Linked DNA regions of Homo sapiens: region 2 is linked to region 1. The links are chromatin contacts, found by Hi-C or POLR2A ChIA-PET in ENCODE. All regions are on one chromosome and are shown on one strand. Each heading gives the region's core, a stretch centred on a gene start or an enhancer-like site at or near the end of the contact. The rest is flanking DNA. Distances are from core to core; before and after follow the strand shown.

Region 1 (7,607 bases), core at 3,691-6,190:
ATGATCCACCCACCTTGGCCTCCCAAAGTGATGGGATTACAGGCATGAGCCACCGTGTGTGGCCCCCTTGCTAGTTGTAAGTGCTGTTCTCAGTTTTGACTGTTGTGCTTTCCCTTGACTGCCTGTTGATTATTTCAGTGTTCTCCTGTTCTCAGGTCCATTTGCTTTCTCTCTGCTTTCTCCTGCGTGGACACCAGTACTATACAGGTCCTACAGCTGTTGGTGCTTTGTTATGCACTTACATTTTGGGTCTTGGGGGATACCTGGTAACTTAACTTTGTTGCAGTGTTGTCTGAAGGTTTTGGTTTCTTTTTTATTTTTTGAGACAGAGTCTTGCTGTCGCCCAGGCTGGAGTGCAGTGGCTTTGCCTTCCAGATTCAAGCTATTCTTGTGCCTCAGCCTCCTGCGTAGCTGGGATTACAGGTGCGTGCCACCATGCCTGGCTAATTTTTGCATTTTTAGTAGAGACGCGGTTTTACCATGTTGGCCAGGCTGGTCTCGAACTCCTGGTCTCAGGTGATCCACCCACCTCGGCTTCCCAAAGTGTTGGGATTATGGACGTGAGCCACTGTGTCTGGCCAGGGTTTTGGTTTGGGTCTCGGTTTTGCTGTCCAGAGCTCTCATTCCATGTGGAGATTTGAAGAGAGATAAAACTGTGCCACTGCCATTTTCTGAGAGTCTTCCAAGAATTCTTTTTTTTTTTTTTTTGGCAAATGGGTCTCCTTATTTTGCCCAAGCTGAGCTTGAACTTGAACTTACAATCCTCATCAGCCTCTTGAATAGCTGAGACAATAGGTTCATGCCACTGTGCCTGGCCAAAAAAACTTGTTAAAGAAATTTGACTGAGGGAAGGCTGAAGAGATGGTAGTTGGAGAGGTAGCTTTGAGATCAAGAGGTGATTTGGATGTTTTTTAAAAAGTTAGGAGAGTATCAAATAAGGTCAAAGATTGAAAAAAAGAAAAGAAAGGGGGAAAAAAGAGAGGGAATAGATAATGATATTGAGTACTGGTATTTTTGACTGAGTATATGAGAAAAAGTAGGAACCAGACAAGATTAACATCTTCCATTGTAATTACAGAGAAGTGGGAAGGAAAGGTATGTGCAAAGGAAGATTAGAAAGGAGGGAAAAGCTGGGTGCGGTGGCTCACGCCTGTAATCCCGGCACTTTGGGAGGCCGAGGCGGGCAGATCACGAGGTCAGGAGATCGAGACCATCCTGGCTAACATGGTGAAACCCCGTCTCTACTAAAAATACAAAAAATTAGCCGGGCATGGTGGCGGGCACTTGAGCCTGGGCGACAGAGCGAGACTCCGTCTCAAAAAAAAGGGAAAAAAAAGAGGGAATAGATAATAATATTAAGTACTGGTATTCTTGACTAAGTACATGAGAAGATGTAGGAACCAGATGAGAAGTATCTTCCATTGTAATTACAAAGAAGTGGGAAGGAAAGGAAGTTAGCGTTCCTTTCTGTGTTTTGTTTTTGTGAAATAGAAGGATAGAGCAGGACAGGCACGGTGGCTCACACCTGTAATCCAAGCACTTTGGGAGGCCAAGGCAGGAGGATTGCTTGAGCCCAGGAATTTGAGACCAATCTGGGCAACAAAGTGAGACCCTCTCTCTACAAAAAATCAACCTGGCGCAGTGATGTGTGCTTATGTCCCAGCTACTTGGGAGCTTGGAGTGGGAGGATCCCTTGAGCCCAGGAGGTCGAGGCCACAGCAAGCTATGATTGCACCACTGCACTCCACCCTGGGTAACAGTGTGAGACTCTCGAAAAAAACAAAAGAATGACATCTGCTTCAAAAAGTAAGAGTGTGTGCGTGTGTGTGTGTGTGTGTGTGTGTGTGTGTAACCCCCTTTGGCAATGGAGTAGTCTGTTGTAGGCCTGGAGAAAGCAGACATTTGAATTGATCCAGTTCCAGGCATATGGGAGTGGCAAGAGAAATGGGATGTTACTAGTAGTGATTGAAATGAATGAGCTATGGAGTCTAGAGAGAGAAGAAAGTGAATGTGAGAAAGGACTGATAGGCAGAAGTTAGAAGCATCAAGGGAATGGATGCATTGAAAAATTAGAGACGAGACAGTAAGGAAACAACTAGGAATAAGAGGCATTTTTTTAAAAAACTGCTTTATTGTGGCAAGGCGCCGAGGCTCATGCCTTTATCCCAGCACTTTGGGAGGCTAAGGCAGGCAGATCACGAGGTCAGGAGATCGAGATCATCCTGGCTAACACGGTGAAACCCCGTCTCTACTAAAAATACAAAAAACTTAGCCAGATGTGGTGGCGGGCACCTGTAGTCCCAGCCACTCGGGAGGCTGAGGCAGGAGAATGGTGTGAACCCGGGAGGTGGAGCTTGCAGTGAGCCGAGATCACGCCACTGCACTCCAGCCTGGGCGACAGAGTGAGACTCCCTCTCAAAAAAGAAAAAAAGAAAAAAAACTGCTTTATTGAGATACAATTCACAGAACGTACAGTTCATTTATTTATAAAGTGCATAATTTAGCCAGGTGCGTGCCTGTACTCAGCTACTCAGGAGGCTGAGGCAGGAGGAATGGTCGGCCCAGGAGTTCGAGACCAGCCTGGGCAACATAGTGAGACCTCATCTCTTTTTATTTGTTTGTGTGTTTGTTTTTGAGACAGAGTCTTGCTCTGTCACCCAGTCTGGAGTGCAGTGGCACAATCTTGGTTCACTGCAACTTGACCCTCTGGGGTTCAAGTGATTCTCGTTCGTCAGCCTCCCGGATAGCTGAGGTTACAGGTATGTGCCATATGCCTGCCTAATTTTTAGTATTTTTAGTAGAGATGGAATTTTGTCATTTTGGCCAGGCTGGTCTCAAACTCCCAGTCTCAAGTGATCTACCCACCTCAGCTTCCCAAAGTGCTGGGATTACAGGCGTAAGTCACCACGCCTGGCCCGTAAGACCTTATCTCTATAAAAAATAAAAAATTTAGCCAGGCGTGGTGGCGTGCACCTGTAGTCCCAGCTACTTGGCAAGCTGAGGCAGGAGAATTGTTTGAGCCCAGGAGGTCAAGGCTGCAGGGAGCTGTGATCATACCACTGCACTCCAGCTTGAGTAACAGAGTGAGACCTTCATCTCAAAAAAAAAAAAAAAAAAAAGGAAGGAAGAAACCCAGTTCTCCCATCCTTCCCGTAGCCTCAAGCAACCGCAAATCTACTTTCTGTCTCTGTTGATTTTCCTATTCTGGCCTTTCATATGAATGGAATTATGTAATATGTAGATTTATGTGTCTGGCCTCTTTCAGTATAATGTTTTCATCTGACTTGTAGCATGTATCAGTACTTCATTCCTTCTTTCTGCCTCCCCACCCCAGCTTTATTGAGGTATAACTCACAAATAAAAATTGTATACATTTAACACATACAGTGTGGCATCTTGATATATGTGTACATTGTGGAGTACCACAGTTAAGCTAATTAACGTATCTATCACCTCACCTAGTTAACCTTTTTGTATGTGTGTGATGAGAACACCGAAGAGCTACTCTCAGCACATTTCAAGTTTACAATATGTTATTTATTTTTATTTTACATGGTTTAAAAAGAGACAGAACCTTTGTCACCCAAGCTGGAGTTCAGTGATGCAGTTATAGCTCACTGCAACCTCAAACTCCTGGGCTTAAGCAATCCTCCCACCTCAGCCTCCTCAATAGCTGGGACTACAGGCGTGCACTACCATGCCCAGCTAATTTATTTATTTGTTTTTATTTTTATTTTTTTTTTGAGACGGAGTTTCACTCTTGTTGCCCAGGCTGGAGTGCAGTGGCATGATCTCAGCTCACTGCAGCCTCTGCCTCCTGGGTTCAAGCGGTTCTCCTGCCTAAGCCTCCCAAGTAGCTGAGATTACAGTCATGCGCCACCAAGCCCAGCTAGTTTTGTATTTTTAGTAGAGGTGGAGTTTCTCCATGTTGGTCAGGCTGGTCTCGAGCTCCCGACCTCAGGTGATCCACCCACTCAGCCTCTCAAAGTGCTGGGATTACAGGCGTGAGCCACCATGCCCAGCCGCCCAGCTAATTTTTAAACAAATTTTTTGTAGAGGCAAAGAATCGCTGTATTGCCCAGGCTGGTCTTGAACTCAGCTTCAAGCAATCCTCCAGCCTCAGCTTCCCAAAGTATTAGGATTACAGGCATGAGCCACCATGCCTGACCAAGTATACAGTACGCTATTATTATTATTATTTTAGACAGTCTTGCTCTGTAGCCCAGGCTGGAGTGCAGTGTTACAATCTCGGCTCACTGCAGTCTCTGCCTCCCAGGTTCAAGCAATTCTTCTGCCTCAGCCTCCTGAGTAGTTGGGATTACAAGCGCCCACCACCACGCCCGGCTAATTTTTTTATTTTTAGTAGAGACAGGGTTTCACCATGTTGCCCAGGCTGGTCTCGAACTCCTGACCTCATGATCTGCCCACCTCGGCCTCCCAAAGTGCTGGGATTACAGGTGTGAGCCACCACGCCCAACCAGTAAGTTATTATTAACTATGGTTACCATGCTGTACATTAGGTCTCCAGAACTTATAACTGAAGTTTTATATCCTTTTACCACGATCTCATTTTCGCTACCCTTAAGCCCTAGAAACCCCCTTCCTACTCTCTGTTTCTATGAGTTTGACTTGAGATCATGTGGTGGTTATCTTTCTGTGTCTAGCTTATTTTACTTAGCATAGTTCCGTCTAGGTTCATCCATTTGTTGTCACAAATGTCAAAATTTTTTTTTTAGGGCAGAATTAGATTCCATTGTTCGTGTGTTCCACATTTTCTTTATCCATTCACCCAACAACAGACACGAGTTATTTCCATAGCTTATTTCCATCTTTTGGTTATTATGAATAATTCTGCTACAAACATTAGTGTACATGTTTTTATGGGGACATATGTTTTCACTTCTTTTTGACTATGTACCTAGGAATGGAATTGCTGAGTCATGTGGTAACTCTGTAATCATTTGAGGAACTAGAACCGCCATACTGTTTCCAAGGTGCTGCACCATTTTACGTGACTAGCAGCAGTGTATGAGGGTTCCAGTTTCTCTATATCCTTAACAGCACTTGTTGTGTTATTTACCCAGGTGCATGCCTGTACTCTCAGCTACTCAGGAGGCTGTGGCAGTAGGATTTCTTGGGCCCAGGAGTTCGAGACCAGCTTGGGCAACATAGACCTGTCTAAAACTTTTTTTTTTTGGCGGGGCACGGTGGCTCACGCCTATAATCCCAGCACTTTGGGAGGCCGAGTCAGACGGATCACTTGAGATCAGGAGTTCCAGACCAGCCTTGCTAACATGGCGAAACCTCGTCTCTGCTAAAAATGCAAAAATTAGCCAGCCACTGTGGCACGCGCCTGTAATCCCAGCTATTCAGGTGGCTGAGGCATAAGAATCACTTGAACCCGGGAGGTAGAGGTTGCAGTGAGCCGATTTGATTCTAGATGTCCTATTAGGTATGAGATGTTTTCTCATTCTGATTTGCATTTCCCTGATGACTAATGATGCTGAGCGTTTTTTTTTTTTTTTTTTTTTGGTGCTTATTGGCCATTTGTGTATCTTCCTTGAAGAAATGACTATTCAGATACCTAGGCAATTTTTTAAAAATTAATTTTTAATTATTGTTTTTATTTTTTTTAGAGACAAGGTCTTGCTGTATTATCCAGAGTGGTCTCAAACTCCTGGGCTCAAGCAAGCAGTCTTCCCACCTCAGCCTCCTCAGTAGTTGAGACTATAGGCATCAGCCACCACACTTGATCTTTGCCCAAAGTAGCTGGGATTACAGGTGTGCGCTGCCATGCCCGGCTAATTTTTGTATTTTTAGTAGAGACGAGGTTTTGCCATGTTGGCCAGGCTGGTCTTGAACTCCTGACCTCAGGTGATCTGCCCACCTCAGCCTCCCAAAGTGCTGGGATTACAGGTGTGAGCCACTGCGCTTGGCCATTTTTTTTTTTTTAATTGAGATGTAAGAGTTCTCTATATATTCTGTATTCTAGATGTAAGTCCCTTATCAGATATGATTTGCAAATATGTGTTCCCTTTCTGTGGATTGTTCACTTTCTTTATAGTGTTCTTTCAAGGACAAAGGTTTTAGTTTTGATGAAGCCTGGTTTATGTTTTTCCTTTTGTTGCAGATGCTTTTGGTGTTAGGTATCTAAGAGTCATTTGCCAAACTGAGAGTCATGAGTATTTACTCCTGTGTTTTCTTCTAAGAGTTTTATAGTTTCAACTCTTAAATTTAGGTCTTTGATTCATTTTGAGTTAGTTTTTATATGTGGGGTAAAGTAAGGGTCTAACTTCATTCTTTTTGTTTTTTGAGATGGAGTCTCGCTCTTTCACCCAGGCTGGAGTGCAGTGGCGCTATCTAGGTTCACTGCAAGCTCTGCCTCCCGGGTTCATGCCATTCTCCTGCCTCAGCCTCCCGAGTAGCTGGGACTACAGGCACCCGCCACCACGCCCAGCTGATTTTTTGTATTTTTAGTAGAGATGGGGTTTCACCGTGTTAGCCAGGATGATCTCGATCTCCTGACCTCGTGATCTACCCATCTTGGCCTCCCAAAATGCTGGGATTACAGGCATGAGCCACTGCGCCTGGCCAACTTCATTCTTTTGCACGTGACGATTTTGGTCCATGACTCGGGTGTTTATACGTAAGGTTTTATTTTGTTTTGTTTTGTTTTTTTGAGATGGAGTCTCATTCTGTCACCCAGCCTGGAGTGCAGTGTCGCTATCTTGGCTCACTGCAACCTCTGTCTCCTGGGTTCAGGCGATTCTCCTGCCTCAGCCTCCCGGGTGGCTAGGATTACAGGCATGAGCCACCACGCTCAGCTAATTATATTTAAGGTTTTAAAAGTGGAGCAGTTTTACTTATAATAAAGCATAGCAGTTCTAGGTAAGACTGGTTTGGAGTGCAGCCATGGAAATGGATGGCTGAAGTGCAGGTGAAGACTGACCTCAGTGCTAAAGTCTTCCTGTCAACGACAGGCCCGTGGCCTCGGAGGAGCCGGGGTTTATTAAAATGAGGCTAGAGGAGTTAGATCTGAAAGAGACATTGAGAATAAGGATACCAACTCCATCTCTTAGTCTGAAATATGTGGGAAGTAGAAGAATGAGCTAAAACTTCTGTATTAGAATTTTTCAAAGGAACAGTTCCTTCAGGGTGGAGCTAGTAAGAATTGGAAAGAGTACACTGAAATGGTGGGTGATGTAGGGGAGTTTGTCTCTTCTGGAAAAAGGTTTTGATGACATCCCTTTGCCAAAGCAGTGTGACCGTGTGGTAGCACCTTGGCTTCAGTTAGACTAAGCTTTGACTAATTTGGAGCCTCCTCAGTACTATGCTATTTGTATCTGTTCTGCCCTGGAAACAAAATTAGTTTTTCACTTAAAATAAAGTTGCCTTATTTGACATCCTACCACAGATCAGAGGGTGGAGCATAAAACAAGCTTTCCTTATTAATCATGTGATAATACTATTTAAAGGTATTTGAATTAAATCAGTACGTGTGTGTAGGGAGATGGAGAATTAAAGTCACATACACCAAGTTATTGTAATTTCTGCTTGAAAATCTTCAGGGAACATAGGATCAAGGAAAGAACTGAATGATTGCCACC
Region 2 (7,607 bases), core at 4,433-6,932, 460 kb after region 1:
TTAATACATAAATTAACCAGGCATAGTAGTGCATGCCTGTGGTCTCAGCTACTTGGGAGACTGATGTGGGAGGATTGCTTGAGCAACCCAGAAGGTTGAGGCTACAGTGAGCTGTAATCGTGCCACTGCACTCCAGACTGGACAACAGAGTGAGACCCTGTCTGTCTCAAAAAATAAAACATAAAAACACCCAAAAGTACTCATTGTAAAATGTTGTGAAATGTTGAAAAGCACAAGAGGGAAAATAAAAACCCTTTAGAGATGACCATATCTGTCCATGAAAAAAACAGTTTAAAATGGGTTTATACTTATAACACCTGTTGTTTGGTAAACTATTTTTATAGTATAAATATGTCATGAACTATTAAATTTTCTACCACAACATCACTTTTAATGCCTGCCTCATGGTCCATGATAAGGGTGTATTGAATGTGTTTAACCAGTGGAGAGTGGGGTTTTGATTAGCCAAGACTGGGATGGAGAAGTAGCAGCCTCATGGAAGGGAATGATGTGAGCTCCAAGGGCACAGTAGTTGGTTACACTTCAGCAAACTGCAACCAATGAGAACAGTTCTCAGAATCAGGTCGATTACACTTATAAGAAGATGTAATTTTTTGTGTGTGTTGGGGGTGGTCAGGGAAATAGACTGTGGACATGAGAGTGCTGCTGCTTCTGAGAAGTCCTGAAGGGTCCTGAGAATGAGCCAGCTCCATGATTTATGTCTGACTAATCAGTCTCAACTAGACCTGATGGGGGCAACTGAAAGTCAAAATTTGACTCTGCAGGGTGAGACTGAACTCGATGAACATAGTTTCATAGTTTTAATTGAGATGCTGCTTTTTAATGAGTGACTGTTAGTGATGAGTGATTATTGCTTTTCCCATCACTCACTTCCCTCACTCCCCTCTTTCCTTCCCCACCCTTTATCCCAGATGAGGAAAAATCATTGGTAAAACAAAACAAAGAGAAAGGGATTTAGTGATAAAGACTCACCTTGTTTCACACTGAAGACTGAAGGATCTAAAGGAGAAGTTCAGGTTGGACCAGGAGGGCTTCTAGGGGAGAGAAGAGGCAGAGAGAGCAGGGAGAGAGCACAAGTCCCCAGCTGGAGTGCAGTGGTGCAATCTCGGCTCACTGCAGCCTCGACCTCCTGGGCTCAAGCGATCCTCCCACCTCAGCCTCCCAAGTAGCTGGGAATATAGGCTCTCACCACCATGCCCAGCTAATCCTTTTTTTTTTTTTTTTTTTGTAGAGATAGGGTCTCACTATTTTGCCCAGGCTTATCTCAAACTCCTGGGCTCAAGTGATCTCCAGCCTTGGCCTCCTTAAATGCTGAGATTACAGGCATGAGCCACTGTGCCTGGCCCCACTGTGAATTTTGAATGATCCAATAGGTGATTCAATAGGGAAAAAATGCTTATTCCTGTTAATTTCAACAACTGAGCCTTTCAAGTTGTGTTTATATAGCCAGCATGGACTTAGGTTTCATTTGCCCTACTGTGCAAGTGGAAGAAGAGGAATGTGGCAGTGACTCCTGATTTCATAGAGAAAGCCCACAAAACAGTTTAGAAATACAGAGATGTCAGCTGCAATGCTCCTTCCAAGACAACCATTCCCAAGTGAGAAAACCAGTCAGAATTACAGCTCTCTTTGGGGGTTTCTTATTAGAGGACAAGGCAACTATTTCTAAAGCCTTAGGAGTCTTGGCTGGGTGTGGTGGCTCACACCTGTAATTCCAGCGCTTTGGGAGGCTGAGGCAGGAGGGTCACTTGAGGCCAGGAGTTTGAGGCCAGCCTGAGCAACATGGTGAGACCCCCATCTGTACAAAAAATTAAAAAGAAAATAGCCAGGCATGGTGGTGCGTGCCTGTAATACTGGGTACTCGGAAGGCTAAGGCAGGAGGATCGCTTGAGTCCAAGAGTTGGAGGCTGCAGTGAGCTATGATCGAGCCAGTGCACTCCAGCCTGGGCAACAGAGTGAAATCCTAACTCTAACTAACTAACTAGGAGAAACGAAAAATAAAGTCTTAGGAGCCTTGCGAGATCCCTTTTGTTGAACGAAATGAGTCCAGGGACAGATTTATTCAACCCAAGACTTACCAGGAACAGTGATGAATATTCACATGAGTCTGCTTGTTGCCCCGAAGAGCAAGATTTATGTTCTTGTGAAAGTTTTCAACCTAACACTTTATCATATCTGATTCTTTGAACTGGCTTTTTAATGTAGAGTGGCAGCTGTCTCTCCCCAGCTGGAGGGGAAGGAGGCCATCTTCTGCATCTCCTTCTGAGACACTTGTGTTAATGACGATGGCTTGCATTTGGGAGGCAATTTCATCAGTTGGCATTATAAGGAAAATAGCAGGCCTGCCAAGCTCAATTTACTGGCAGAAAAAGAAAAGGAGTGAAGAGGATATTACTTATTAACTATGAAATGCGGACCGTACAGCACAACACTATCTTTTGAATTCCCCATGATTGCAGAATCATAAGGCTTTCTTCTGGTGTGGGAGCATACTGACACCCCTCCCTTGTGCTGTGGTTGTGAAAAGGATTATGTAAAGATGATTGCTACTTTCAGGAGCCACCAGCCTCTCAACTTTATCGAGGATGCAGGAAAAGGTAATTCAGGAAGGATGCAATTCACTTCAAACCTTTAACAAATCCATGTCATGAAAACCTAATTCAGAGAAGGTCATTTGCTGGAAGGTATATTATTAAATAAAAAGAAACAAATTTTTTTAAAAAAAGATCATTTGCTATAATATTGTTTTGCAACCATTCACCACATGACAACTTAGACAGTTGTTCTCAGGCATTTTGTATCTTTTTTTTTTTTTTTTTTCAAATTAATGAGTCTTTATTGAGAGTGTGCTGGGTGCCTTTCTTTGTGGGAAAACCATATTGGCCAAGTCTCTAAAGCTGATGCACACCCCCTCATTCTGTGCAAGTGAGTCTCTCAGAGCCTTTCAGCACCCGCCTCCAGTGCCTAGTGAGGTAGTCATGCCACCCGGGAAAGTGGGCAATGCTGCCTAAGAACAGTGCCCACATTCCAGCAAACTGTCATCCCAGAGCCTTGCAACCTCCTCTCCAAACGCTTGCAAAAAAACAAGTGTGAGCGCTAACAGACTCCTTGCCGGAAACCAGGTAGCCAGAGAAGCTAGTGACGCACCTGAGGAGGAAACCAGGGATCAGGACACTTCAAAGACCCAGTGCTGGCAAGGTGCCCCGGGCGAGGGTGACTGTCAGGACATTTCTGCATCATCCAGTTATGAAAGCTGATTCTATTTAATTCAGTTTAATTAAAACAGGGGGGCCAGTTCCACCCAAAGGCAGAAGACGCTGTCAGCGGATGCAGAGTGAGATCTGAGGACCAGGAAGCAAAAGTAGCACCTCCCTCGAATCTGCCACTGATGACTGCCATCACCCCATTACTCCCTTCCAGTTACCCTTCGCGACTCACTCATCCCTTACCCCTCGGGAAGACACTGTCCAGGGCAGAGTCTCCCAGTCCAGGGCCCTCGGCTCTGGTGACCACATGCTCTGCACTAAAAATCAGCAACACATGATCAGGCAAATGTGAAGGTCCAAGGCACTAGGGGGCCAGCATATTTGAAATCGAGATGCCCAAAGGGCAATGAGACCAGGAATTCAGGTCCCTGTTCCCATTGCCTTTTGGGAAAGGCAGTAGTGTGGCTTAGTTGAACTGAGGACAGACAGGGACTTGCTGGGAAGGGGAAATCAAGGTGCAGGTTCTCTTGGAAGGAGGCAGGATCACAAGCGGGTCCTGGGGTGGAGAGGGGGAAGGTGTGAGTGGAAAGAGCAAGTGTGCGTGACACAACCGGCACAGTCGGCCTCTTTCTCCACTGGATGGGAACTCCCTAAGGCAGAGGGCTTTGTGTTTTGTACATTGTTGTGTCCCCAGCACCTAGAACAGAGCCTGATACATTGTAGGAGCTCAGTAAATATTTATTGGATGAGTTGTAATATTTATTGTAAATATTAGTAAATATTTATTGAGTTGAGTTGGTCTTTCCAGTGAAGTGGTTGCTTCTCTGTGAAGCTCTGTGGGAAACATAAATGGTGGGAGATAGGTTACCTGTCGTTAGGGCTGGCCATATGTGAGCCCTATAACCATTTGGTATTCATTCATTCATTCATTCATTCATTCATTCATGGAATATTTGCCCAGCTTCTATTCTGTAATATATTGTATTAGTCACTTGGGGCACAAATATGAAAGCCAACACATATTTCTTCAGGACAGGTGCAGTGGCTCACACCTGTAGTCCCAGCACTTTGGGAGGCTGAGGCAGGAGGATCCCTTGAGGTCAGGAGTTCAAGACTAGCCTGGGTGACATAGCGAGACCTTGTCTCTACAAAAAATTAAAAAATAAATCCAGACAGAGCAGTGTACCTGTAGTCTTAGCTACTTGGGAGGCTGAGGTGGGAGGATCGCTTGAGCCCAAGACTTGGAGGCTGCAGTGAGCTATGATTGTGCCACTGCACTCCAGCCTGGGTGACAGAGTGAGACCCTATTGTTAAAAAATTAATTAATTAATTAAAAATATTTCTTTAATACCCATCATGAGCCAGGCTCTGGGGGATACCATGGTGCCTCAGGCTGGAAACACCTTCTTTGGTAGAAGACACAGACTGTCTAAGCCACAGACGGGGGCGCGTCGGTCTCTCTCTGGAAGTGGAGATGCTGGGAAAGGCTTTGCAGAGGAAGGCACATTTGGGCTGCATCCTGACAGCAGGGCAGGCGTTCGTCAGGCTGGGGAGGTGTGGGGCAGCACCGGAGCAGAGTGTCAGTGTGTGTCATGGCTTGGTTTCCCTCAGAGGCCTGCTGGGGCCACCTTTTAGCTACACTCTTCACACCTCATTTTCCCACTTCCCAGACCCTCTGAACATGTCCTTCTCTCTTACTGGTTGCTCCCAGTTTTGCTCATCCCAGGGCCTTGCACCATGTGTAGCACAAAGATTCATTACGATCAATACCAGTTAGTCTAGGAACTGTTCTCAGAGCTCGGTGACATCCCTGGTGTGGGTGCAGCTGGGGACAGCAGCGGGACTTTGACTCCCATTTCCTCTCATGAGCTCCTTGGCCTGGCTCCCCCGGGAACTTGTTGTGAGAGGAGGATCACAACAAGGCTGGGCAGGATGAGGGCATCCCTGGGTTCTCTGTGCCATTGAAATACAACACGGCCCCTGCCGCAGGTGAGTGGATAGTGGGCCCATGTGGTTTAGCATAACCCAGAGCCAATGTCCTCAACAGGGCTGCCGATATGGTAGTGCTCACCCTTCACCTGGAGGCGGCTATGCTCCAGGGCACAATTTGACACACTTTAACAGGACAGCGTGTTGGTGCATTGGACTAGAGGGCCTTTAAGATCTCTTCCAACTGCACGCTTCATTCTGATCCAGTGATTCTTTCTGGCCTTGAGCTGGGAACATCAGAACCCAGTCCCGTGGTGGCTGCCAGAAGATACTGTTAAAATGCAACTAGAAGAATGTTGTTTTGGTTCTTTCACACATCAGCTGCTAATCTTTGTAGGATTTTCCCCTTCCCAGGGTTAAGAGAGAGAAGAGGAAGTGAAAACAGGAGGGGAGAATTTTCTTAAAGCACCTCTTGCCTTGTAGACAACAACCAAAAACCCCCTAGGGTTTGAACAGTGCTGTGTACTTTTTTTTTTTTTTGTAGCTTGTTCCCATCTACAGCCTGCCTCATTTGGTTCTCAGAGCTCCCCCAGGTGGGAGGCAGAATTCTGAACTGCCCCAATTCCACTCTTATTTGCAGACAGGGGGCATTCCTGGGGCTGGAGGGAAGGGCTGAGGACTGGCTCTTCTGGCAGAAGGAGGTATTTTACAGTCATTCTGGAGAGGCACTGGGGGTTTCTGAGTTTCTTCATGAAAGCTGGGCAGAGCCTTCTCTACACCTGGTGGAGAAAGGTCTGTGTGAACAGGGATTAAGCTGACTGTCCTCTGGGTGGAGCCCTTCGGCCATGGAAGGCGGAGGAGCTGGACTTCCGAGCACCGATTCAGCATCTGCTGATCTCTCCCAACCACCAGCCTCTCCTGGCTATTGGAGATCTCCGACTCCAAGGCCCAAGCCCTCCCAGTTGAGAGCTCCCAAGTGCAGTATCTACTGCCAAGACAGGGGTATCTTCCCCAGAGTCCAGTAGGCATGTTTCCAAATTTTCTTGTTGTTTAACAGATTTCATTGACAACTCAAAACATGCAGCTGGCTAGTGGGAAGCAGGGAGAATCTGGAGGCAAATGAGATGGAGCCCTCGTTCTCCAAGAGGTGGCTGTTCTCCTGATGCAGACAGACATGGACACAAACACAGTGTGAGGATGGAATGGAAGCGTGGTGGGGAGGGGAGGAGAGGGAGCGCTACACAGGACCAAGGCAGCCTCACCATTGCACGTTGGAGCCCTGATGCCCAGTCCCAGGGCATAGTCTCCCAATCCAGGGCCCCCTGCTCTGGTGACCTCATGCTCTGCACTAAAAATCAGCAACACACAACCGGGCAAGTGTGAAGGTCCAAGGCGCCAGGGGGCCAGTGTATTTGAAATAGAGATGGTCCCAGAAATTCAGGTCCCTGTTCCCATCGCCCTTTGGGAAAGGCGGTAGTGTGGCTCAGTTGAACTGAGAACAGAAAGGGGACTTGCTGGGAAGGGAGATTAGGTGGTCCTCTCCTGCCTCCTGGGAGTTTTGGCTGGGGATTGGGAAACTGGGACTGGAAGAGAAGCTGGGGATCAGGGATGTCAGGAGAGAAGGGGCAGTCTTCACTTTGTTTGGCAGAGATCAAGCGCAGGGCCATTTGGCATGCCAGCAGGGCTGAAAATGAGCCACTGTAGGACCTGGGTACACAGGGCCCCTCTCCCCCTCATGCACTCCGAGGCCCATTCTTATGCCTCTCAGACAAGTATGGTGAGTTGATCCTAGATTCAGTCTGGGTTGGGGATCAGAGCCCTGAGCCTCTCCCAGCCTGCACTGGCCAGCCCCTCCTGTCCTTCTGGCTAGTCTCTGCTCCTTCCCATCTCTGCCCTGGACTTTCCCCATAGAGCCTTCACTCCCTCATGCAATCCCCTTCTCTCCACTTCCGCTGCCCTCTCCCAACTGCTCAGAAGCTGTGCTTCCATGAGGCCTTCCCTTAGGAGTGCCTGTCTTCCCTTTCTGAGCTCCCCTGGTTCAGGGGGCCATGCATATGACAACTGCCAGAGGGTTTTGGTTCATTTCTTTGTTCTGTCTCCAAGGTTCTGACTCCTTGGGGCTGAACCCAGGTCTCCTTCACCTCTGAGTTTCCCCCATCACTTGGCTCTTCATTAAGCCATCAGTAAGTACTGCATGAGCAAAAGGACAAGATTTATCATTGGATCTCAGAGGATGGCCTCTGTCTACCATCTTATTTTCTGAAGAAGTGGCTGTTTGCTTTCCAGGAAGAGGCCGGGGAGAGAGCTGGAAGGAGGGTCCATAGCAGATTTCTCCCAGGAATCTGGAAGAGCTGAAGTCTCATGAGGATCAGGACTGTGGGCTCAGGGGGCACCTAGCCGGGCGCTTGGGAACGACAGACCAGTTTGCTGGTTTAGGCAGGAGAAAGGGGG

The links. A loop is a pair of places that touch in the nucleus more often than their neighbours do. ChIA-PET counts read pairs that join two places held with the same protein, here RNA polymerase II (POLR2A). Pooled maps may share reads with other maps.
Region 2: a pooled map shows a loop between it and region 1 (4-fold over the local background). The contact joins two enhancer-like sites. A Hi-C loop is called at or near these places in 1 of 50 pooled maps. POLR2A ChIA-PET finds 5 or more read pairs at or near these places in 3 of 52 experiments (CD4-positive, alpha-beta T cell, WTC11 and naive thymus-derived CD4-positive, alpha-beta T cell).

What each region holds. Positions count from the first base shown.
Region 1 is chr17:40,148,596-40,156,202 of GRCh38, forward strand. The region is part of intron 3 of CASC3 (CASC3 exon junction complex subunit); the gene reads left to right. Among named protein-coding and RNA genes, the nearest start is that of MIR6866, 9.5 kb to the right of the region's middle. Within about 2 kb of position 4,941, at least 2 of the 41 ENCODE cell types and tissues checked have a DNase peak (open chromatin) inside an H3K27ac peak, as active enhancers do.
Region 2 is chr17:40,609,814-40,617,420 of GRCh38, forward strand. No RefSeq gene overlaps it. Among named protein-coding and RNA genes, the nearest start is that of SMARCE1, 34 kb to the right of the region's middle. RefSeq lists enhancers at 4,976-5,095, 5,376-5,965. Within about 2 kb of position 5,683, at least 8 of the 41 ENCODE cell types and tissues checked have a DNase peak (open chromatin) inside an H3K27ac peak, as active enhancers do.